2 separate regions of the Homo sapiens genome follow, and region 1 is linked to region 2. Evidence: chromatin contacts called from ENCODE Hi-C data. All regions are on one chromosome and are shown on one strand. Each heading gives the region's core, a stretch centred on a gene start or an enhancer-like site at or near the end of the contact. The rest is flanking DNA. Distances are from core to core; before and after follow the strand shown. Region 1 overlaps STXBP6 (syntaxin binding protein 6). Region 2 has its middle 40 kb from the start of GZMB.

The links. Hi-C counts contacts between places; a loop is a spot of excess contacts on that map. Pooled maps may share reads with other maps.
Region 1: a loop to region 2 is called in a map of ovary, with 11 times the contacts of the local background. The contact joins two enhancer-like sites. A Hi-C loop is called at or near these places in 1 of 168 maps with a recorded cell type or tissue (ovary), 12 of 37 single-sample maps with no recorded cell type and 5 of 50 pooled maps.

What each region holds. Positions count from the first base shown.
Region 1 is chr14:24,983,976-24,988,485 of GRCh38, forward strand. All of the region lies in intron 1 of STXBP6 (syntaxin binding protein 6), which reads right to left. Among named protein-coding and RNA genes, the nearest start is that of STXBP6, 64 kb to the right of the region's middle. Within about 2 kb of position 1,381, at least 9 of the 41 ENCODE cell types and tissues checked have a DNase peak (open chromatin) inside an H3K27ac peak, as active enhancers do.
Region 2 is chr14:24,672,083-24,676,626 of GRCh38, forward strand. No RefSeq gene overlaps it. Among named protein-coding and RNA genes, the nearest start is that of GZMB, 40 kb to the left of the region's middle. RefSeq lists enhancers at 959-1,008, 1,248-2,447, 1,339-1,388, 2,709-2,758. Within about 2 kb of position 2,414, at least 9 of the 41 ENCODE cell types and tissues checked have a DNase peak (open chromatin) inside an H3K27ac peak, as active enhancers do.

The DNA.
Region 1 (4,510 bases), core at 131-2,630, 310 kb after region 2:
ACATTCCTTATTCATTGAGAGGCCAAGGTGGGTGGATCACGAGGTCAAGAGATCAAGATCATCCTGGCCAACATGATGAAACCCTGTCTCTAGTAAAAATACAAAAATTAGCCGGGCGTGGTGGCATGCACCTGTAGTCCCAGCTACTTGGGGGGCTGAGGCAGGAGAATCACTTGAACCCGGGAGGTGGAGGTTGCAGTGAGCCGAGATCGTGCGACTGCACTCCAGCCTGGCAACAGAGTGAGACTCTGTCTTAAAAAAACAAAAACAAAAACAAAGAAACCAAAGAAAAAGAAAAAAGAAACCTTCCTTATTTGAATCGCTGATTTGGAGAATATCACCACTTTACAATTTCTTGGAAGAGTTTGAGTAAGTTTTCTGTAATTGATATATCATCAGTGTTATACTCCAACATGACGTCTTCACAGCAGTGAGAGGCACAGAAGCAATGTGACACTCTGAGGAGCCATTTTACACATACCTACTCTGTTTAAAAGGCAAGACACTGTGCCCTTCAATGCCTCAATTTCCCAAATGAAATTTCCAGTGAGGTTTATGAACACTTCTGATCTCATTAAGGATCTGGCCAAGGACTGTAATTCCAACTTATCTGATCTCCCCAAGGGTCAACTTCACGAATTCATGCCAGTGTAGTACAATCTGAATGGTGATCGAAAGGCTTCCTTCTCAGCCTCCAAAAGCAATTTCCCCATCTGTCAGCTACCTCAAATTCTGACATAAGAGATGTATATACTTAGATATGTGACTTTGGTATTCAAAAAATCCTTATTAATATGCTTATACTCCGGGTGCAGAGACTTTTACAGATGAGGAAACTAAAGCTAATTGGTTAAGTAAATTGTCCTACATCACACAGCTCAAGGGCAGAGCAGGGACTTAAACCTAAGATGCATGACTCCAGAAGCCTTTGCTCTTTCTTACTATCTCATATTGAAGAAATGAGAAAGGTACGGAAAGGTGAGGCTGGAATGCATTCTAGGTAAAACAGGACAAATTCAACTGCTTTACACTTTTGCCTCTGGCCACATTTTCTGGTGTACAAGATACTGTTATCACCCTAGCCCAGCAGCTACAAAGATAACAAATCGAGCTGTAGTTTGAAGTCATTCTTTCTGGATATCTGTTCATCTTGTGTGTGCATATCATGCTGGTTCGTTGGCAAAGGAGTTGCACAGCCTTATTAGGATAGAGCTTGTTTTGATTCTACAAATAAAAATGGGAGTTGACAATACATTAGCAGAGAGATTCTGCAACAGATCTCTAACTCCATAAAGGGGACAATGCCTATGAAAGCCTCATCACAGCTGCTCACCACCATCATTTCGAGACCTGCAGTTTGCAACAGGAGTCAACTCCTGAGATCTTGGATGGCTGCCACAAGGCAGTTTTATGAGCCTTGCAGGCTACTTTCCAAACCGGAAAACGCTTAAATATGAAAGGCACATTTTCAAAGGTTTCTGCTGGTTCTCAAGGGAAGTCCTCTTCCACTTCCTTTGCTGTATTACCCCCACTCTGGCATTTCAAAAGCACAACTTGGACCCTCCCTGTTACCTTCCTGTTCCCACTTTTTCTGGGCCTTCTATCTTTTGCTGACAGTGCTTCAAGGAACCTTAGCTTCTCCAGCAGCAATGCCCTGAGTTTCACCAATTTCAAAGGCTCTGCAAGAAGAATTTCATCATTTTACTTTACGGAGAAGGATCTCAGCAAGATATTCACAAATAAGCTAACCAACCACATTATTTGACACCCTTTTGGGCCTTACACACCAGCAGCTTACACCTCAGTTAAAAAGTGTGGGCACAGCAGAAATGTGGCATTCTTAAGCTTAAAAGTTTAATGCCTGGAAGTGATCCTAGTGATGGTCTATCTCATCCAATTACCTCACTTAACACATAAGGAAACTGAAGTCCAGAGGGTGATTCCAAAGTCACACAACAGAAGAGTAGCAAAACCAATATTAGGGCTAAATATTGCTCTCGACTTTTTTAAGTAAAAAACAGAGAAACATGAAATGATAATGTAAATAGTAGAGCAGTGCCGAATTTGTGGAAGGTGAGAACAGGTGGTGTGTTGGGGGAATGATGATAACAGAGAAAGAGAAAACATGATTAATCACAGTGGGGACTCTTCTCAGATTAAATTTTTTTTCTTGGGAATTGGCTTGAAATTAAGTGCTGAACTAGAAAACCTCTAGCCCATAGAGTTCTAAACCTTAACTCTTGGCTATCACCTTTTTCCCCTTGAATTTTCACAGTTTGTTTTCTCATTTGGCTATTGAGGCCAAAAGCAATGATGGTCTGCCCAAGCGGAACAGCCCAGGATAGTCCAAGAAGCACAGACTAACTCTGGCCAAGCTCCAACCCACAGGCCTCTGTATTGACTCCAACTGAGCCCCTTCTACAGTCTCCAGGCTCTGAGCCACTGGCAGAAGAATACACCCTGGGAAAAGTCACATGTCCATTCTCGGTTTGGGAATTAATGTGCTGGTGTTGGTGGTCTCCTGAAAGCACACACTAACCATACCAGGAGCCTGGATCAGCTGTTGACAGGGTTTCTCAGTACCTATTCCAGGCCCTGGTAAACAACAGGGTGGGAAAATAGGAATCCGTCTAGCCCAGTTCTTGTCTTTGGAACTGCACCCTTCAGCCGCAGCACAAAAACACCACCAGGTGCCTGCAATCTGTAATCAGTGCTCTATTAAAACACTCTCAGAAACACTGGAATTATCCTGATTTCCACACACAGCTGCACAAGGTCCTGTTGGGTAACTGGAGAGTCTTTACAGGTTCACTTAAGCTACAAACTAGAATGCCTTGGTTAGGATTGAGCACATTCAATGGTGAAATCTCCATGTGAGTGGAATGGGTGGATAGGTGGTCATCTCTATTCTATGTCTTGAGATGTAACAGAATAGCCTACAAATCCAGGTCAGACTCAAAGTCCATATGCAAATTCAGGCTCTGCTCTATTCAATCAATTCCTCTGTCATTCAATGTCAACCCCTTTTTAATCAGCATGTTCCAGAAAATAACTAACTTCTGACCTAACTAGCTGTGCAGTGTTTGATAGGAAGGAAAAAAAAATCTATCAATTGAATACTACCCTAATATGAACTCAATTAACACTAGTACAAGCTTAATGGTACCACACACTAACACATTACAAAGACATTCAAACAAATGTGATCGGGATCACCATCCAAAAGCTGGGGGCCAAGGTACAGGAGTCACTTCTCCCCTGACTCGACCTGACAGATGTTGGATGGTGACAAGAAGTTTTTACATTTGTCATCACAGGACCTAGGTCTGAGCCTGTCTTTGCCTTTACTCAATGAATAATATTTGGGCAAAATCCTACATCTTTGAGACCTGCATCTTCACCTTTAAAGTAGGATAGTACCACCCACTTCCTAGGACTGTTGTGAAGGATGAAGAAGGAGGTTATGGAAATCAGCTCCCTGGGTCCAACTGCTCCCACCTGGGGTGTCCTGATTCTTGAAAAGCAGGCAAGCACATCAGCATGTCAGCTTCTTATTTGCAAAAGCATGTTCATCACAGAGTATTTTACAAAGCCTTTCCTCAAGTGCCATCCTATTTCATCTTCCACACTTGCGAGAGAGGTATGATTGTCTCTACTGACACATAAAGAGAAGGAATGGGTCTTCCTCCTCCAATCCCATATCATTTCCATTGCTACCCTCTGCCACTCCATAGGGAATGGCCAGCCTAAGCAGGAAGATAATGGCAAGAGCCAAGTCAAGTCTTTCCCACTGTGAGGTGTTGTTACCCAAGGGAGATGCAGAGTGGTGTGAACATATTCTTAAAAAGGAGAAAAACAAACAGAAAATGGACAAAGAGCAGAGCAAAGCTGGAATAAGATACACACTTACTCATTCAATATCACTGCATTGTCCTAACGCTGAGGATACTGAGGAGAAGAAGAGCAACAAAGTACTTTCCCTCATGGAGCTTACATTCTAGTGGGGAAGAAGAACAATCAACAAGTTAGCCAATCAATGCAGCAGCTGAGAAGAAATCAATATAGACAGGTCTTGTGTGTTCAGCAATTAGGCAAAGGAATAAAGAATAATAGTCACTGTCATTCAGCACCAACCACCAGATAGAGAAATCACATAATGCGGGGCCAAAGTGCTCCTAGACTTCTAAGAGGACATTCATCTGGCTTTGATGAATATTTCTGTCCCTAGTGCATACTGGTCCTTATTAACAGAGGTAACAAAGAAAATCCATCTAGGGGCAGGACCTATCCTTCTTCATTCAACAAACATTTAGTGAGTAATTACCACAACCTGGGCTCTGTGTAGGCTTGGAGATCACAGGCATTTCAGATATATTCAAAGAAAAAATTGTCTCGTTGAGGAGAAAGACAAGGAAAACAGGTAACCAACTACACAAAATTAAGACTCTGAAGTTGCTGCTTCACAGCAGCAGAAGGGGCAAGTACAGTTTAATCTTTCAGAGGCTGGTGA
Region 2 (4,544 bases), core at 1,164-3,663:
TCCCTATCTGCTCATGTCTAGTCTTGTGACATTAGGAAGAGGCAAATTTATAGCTCATTTTAGAAACATAACTGAAGTTTGAGGCAATGCATTCTTGGATACCAACCTTAATCCTGGCTTCATTTATATTAGCACCCTTACTTCCCCTTTATTTTTAACTCTTCATTTAAAATTTTTATTTATTATGTGGTACAAAATTTTTGCAAGCTGCCTTTTTTATTTTTTAAAATCTAGAGTATAAGTAAATTTAAAAGTCCCATGTCATTTACCTCTTATCCTTTTTTAAAAAGCAAAACAAAACAACTTTTATTGTTTTCTTTAAACACACATAAACTAAATGTTTATTTTGGAAATTTACAAATTGGACTCAACACGTAAAAAAGTAAAAAGAGTAAAATAAAAATCTTCTATAAACACACCACTAACCATGGTTAGTATTTTGGCATTATTTTTTCAGTCTTTACCTATATACCTATATATCATCTCTCTAGTCACACTACTTTTTAAAAATGAGATTATATTATACATTCTTTTTTCATAACATACTATTTTCATCTAACAATATATCATGATCATTTTACCTCATAATTAACTATGCTGCCATGGTTGTAAATTTTTAAACTTTGATTTGCATTATCACTGGAGTTACCTATTAAAATAAAGATTCCAAGTCTACTCCCAGTGCTTCTGACTCCGTCATTGGGATCCACATCCAGAAATCTGTATTTTTTACAGGCTTCTGAGCGATTCTAATATGGGCCATCTTGGGCTCTTTGAGATTACTTCCACACTACTAATTTCAACTATTGCTGAATTTTTCATTGTGTGGATACAGCACTATTTATTCAACCAGTTACTTATTTGGGGTCATTTAGATTATTGGTATTTTTCATTATTTTATTCATCTGCTGAAAAAATCCTTATTCCTACAACTTTGCTGTCATCCATGACTGAGCATTTGTTGCTTATACCCAAACTGTGTGGTATGTTACAGTGATGGGGCTTGGTGAGTGCTCTTCTCATCATTGAATGGGGATTGAGATGCAGATGCTGGAGAAAGCCTCTCAAAAAGCCACATCAGGCCCTGAAATGTGATTGAGAGGACTTAGGGTTTCACAGGAGAAGTGGAAAGGGGAAGCAGCTCAGTGTGTGAGGAAGTGAGATTCAAATTCCGTGTGCTTGAACCTGGAAGCCAAAAGAGCTTATACACCTGGGGCCCAGCCAGCAGTCGCTTATTTCTCTAGAAACTAAGAGAGGGACTAAAATACTCCCTTTTGTTGAAAATTTCAAAGTGGGGGCATCAGCCTTGGGTCAAAAAGAAGGAATAATGGGAGGAGAGAGAGCAGAATGAGACAGCACAGCTTTCTGTCCCAGCACAGCTCATGAAAGAGAGGCCATGCAAAATGAAAGCATTCTTTGCACTAAAAATTTCTGAGAGACACCAAGGCACAAATAGAGTTGCTTTGGTGTTGAAATGTCAAAAGAGGTGTAGCCACCATTTAGGGATGTGACACATTGAGGTTTGGATGCTTTAAAGAACTTCAAAGAAAACGCAGCATCTTTTTGGGTCTTGATGGCCGGTGCCCTTTCAAAGAACATTAGAGAAGATGATGGCTCAGTGGTGTCACCACAGATAGTGCTGAAGTGCTTTGATGTAGCTTTGCGGGCTGTATCAGTCTCAGCAGGAAGAAGGATGAGTCAATGTCGAAGAAAGGAAAACCTAGTTCCGGGGACTGGCCAAGGACTTGCGTGTGAGAACTTGCGATGCATCTCCTTTGAGGGACTTTCAGGAATTATGTGGAAGGAGGGAAAAGGTGAGGATGTGAGTAGTGTACCTGGAATCCCAAAATTCTACATTAGGAATGGAGACAAAAGGCAGAAAAATTCAGGTCACTCATGGACCAGAGCTACAAGGGAAGTGCCCACCTAAGAAGTTGTAGAGGGCGGTGTGTGCTGGAAAGGATTGCTCATGTCCATGTGGGGTGTGTGATTACAGGAGTGGGTGAGGGAAAGGGTATCCTCTGAATCATTTATCAGAAGCCCCTCAGGGGCGACCAGAACCCCTAGGTTATTTCTTAGCAAACTCAGCCTCTTTTCTCATTTTGAGGTGGGTGAGGAAAACTAATTTTCCTCTCCGCCCCCATTTCTCCTGCTCCCCACCCTAAGCTCACTGAGAGTGAATGTTTGCCCCTGAAATAGAATCAGTTCTAAGAAAACTCCCTCGACATCCTGCTCCATGTCAAAATAAAATATGACTGTGGGTGGGGGAATGGAAAGAGGGGTGGTCGGGGGCTGAGGTCATTGCTGAGGATGGGCTGTCCTTGTGCAAAAGGAGCTTATGGAGTGGCCCCATGGAAGAAGCAGGTACATGCTGTAAGTAAAGCACAAAATCTCTAGGTGTCTGGGTTGGTCCCAGCAAAAGCCTAAGAGTGCCCAGAACCGGATGTAGCAGCTTCCTGTTTGCTATTTCACACAACTCTGCAAAGAGCAACAAGGTTTTTCAGCCATATCCAGATTACACTTGTCTACTTGAATTTATTAATTAATCTGGGGAGAATTACCATTTTTAAAACTTTGTGTGTTCCCATCTGTAACATTCAGCAATATTTTTGATTCAAGTGAGAGAAACCTGACATAGCAGTGCAAACAGTAACGGTTTCTGTTTCTTATATGACAACCAGTCTGGAGATGAGCAGTCCAGGGCTGCTGAAGTGACTGTGTAATGTTTCTCATCAGTGTCTTGGACTTCTGTATGTATATGTTGATATTCCCCCTTATGCTTATTGCTTCCTTGCCACAAGATGGTTGCAGCTACTCCAGGCATCAAGTCAGATTTGTATCAGGAACAAGGAAGAAGAAAGAGGGTTGATGCCTCACCCAAAAAGCAAAAGAAAAAATAAAATAACAATAAAATAGAAATGATCTCAGACTTTTGTTTACCTTTTATTGGTCAGAACTTTGTAAAATATTATGCCTATCTGAAAGAAAATTTAGCAAAAATATATTTTATACTCCTCTCTCCCTAAATTTTGAATTTTGTTCACAAAAAAGGTGATGCCAAGGTTTCGTATAGATAACTTGTAGCTCTGCTACACCATCCATCAATATTTTATATCTTTTCAATTTATTAAGTCTTCTTTTATGTTCCTTATAAGCTTTTATTATTTTAATCTGTACATATCTTACATCTCTGTTGGATTTGTTTCTAGACATCCTGTACTTTTATTACTGTTACCTTTAAAAATACATATTTTCATTGGTTGTTGTATAGGAATTGGTTTTTGTATATTGAGCTCATTGAGTATAATTAGTTGTACTAGTTTGTAGATTCTCTTGGGTCATCTATGTAGAGAAGATAGACAGGCATATCATCTATAAACATTACTACTTTATTTTATTTCCCAATCCTTACATTTATTCCCTTTTCTTATCTTATTGATAGGTTGGGACCTCAAATACAAGCCCATTTAGAAGGAAGGCTAGAAAGGTAAAAGTTTCTAAGATTATACCATTTAGATATTTGCTATTTTTTTATTATTTGTTTTTGTAGTTCATGCAAGAGGGGTGGTTTGTATTAGGGTAGTGGCGGTAGAGAAAAATAGAAGTGACTATGTTTGTTGAGGTATTTAGGAAATGGAACCACAGGGACTTGGTGATTGATGCATTTGTGGGGTAAGGAAAAGAATGAAGCCAGTTAAAAAAACATTGTATTTTGACATAATTTCAGGATTACAGAAAAGTTGCAAGAATAAGACAAATAATTTCTGGACACCCCTCACCAAGATTCAAAATGTCAACATTTTCTACATTTCTCACTCTTTCTCTCTCTTTCTTCTTCTTATTATTATACTTTAAGTTTGGGGATACATGTGCAGAACGTGCAGGTTTGTTACATAGGTATACACGTGCCATTGTGGTTTGCCGCACCCATCAACTCGTCATCGACTTTAGGTATTTCTCCTAATGCTATCCCTCCCCTAGCCCCCCACCCCCCAGCAGGCCCTGGTGTATGATGTTCTCCTCCCTGTGTCCATGTGTTCTCATTGTTCAACTCCCATTTATGAGTGGGAACATGCAGTGTTTAGTTTTCTGTTCCTGTGTTAGATTGCTGAGAATGATGGTTTCCAGCTTCATCCATGTCCCTGCAAAGGAAATGAACTCATTCTTTTTTATGGCTGCATAGTATTCTATGGTGTATATGTGCCACATTTTCTTTATCCAGCATTTATGTGGCCAACAAACATATGAAAAAAAGCTCATCATCACTGGTCATTAGAGAAATGCAAATCAAAACCACAATGAGATACCATCTCACGCCAGTTAGAATGACAATCATTAAAAAGTCAGGATATGCTGCAGAGGATATGGAGAAATAGGAACGCTTTTACACTGTTGGCAGGAGTGTAAATTAGTTCAACCACTGTGGAAGACAGTGTGATGATTCCTCAAGGATCTAGAACCAGGAATGCCATTTGACCCAGCAATCTCATTACTGGGTATATACCCAAAGGATTAGAAATCGTTCTCTTTCTTTTTTTCTTTCT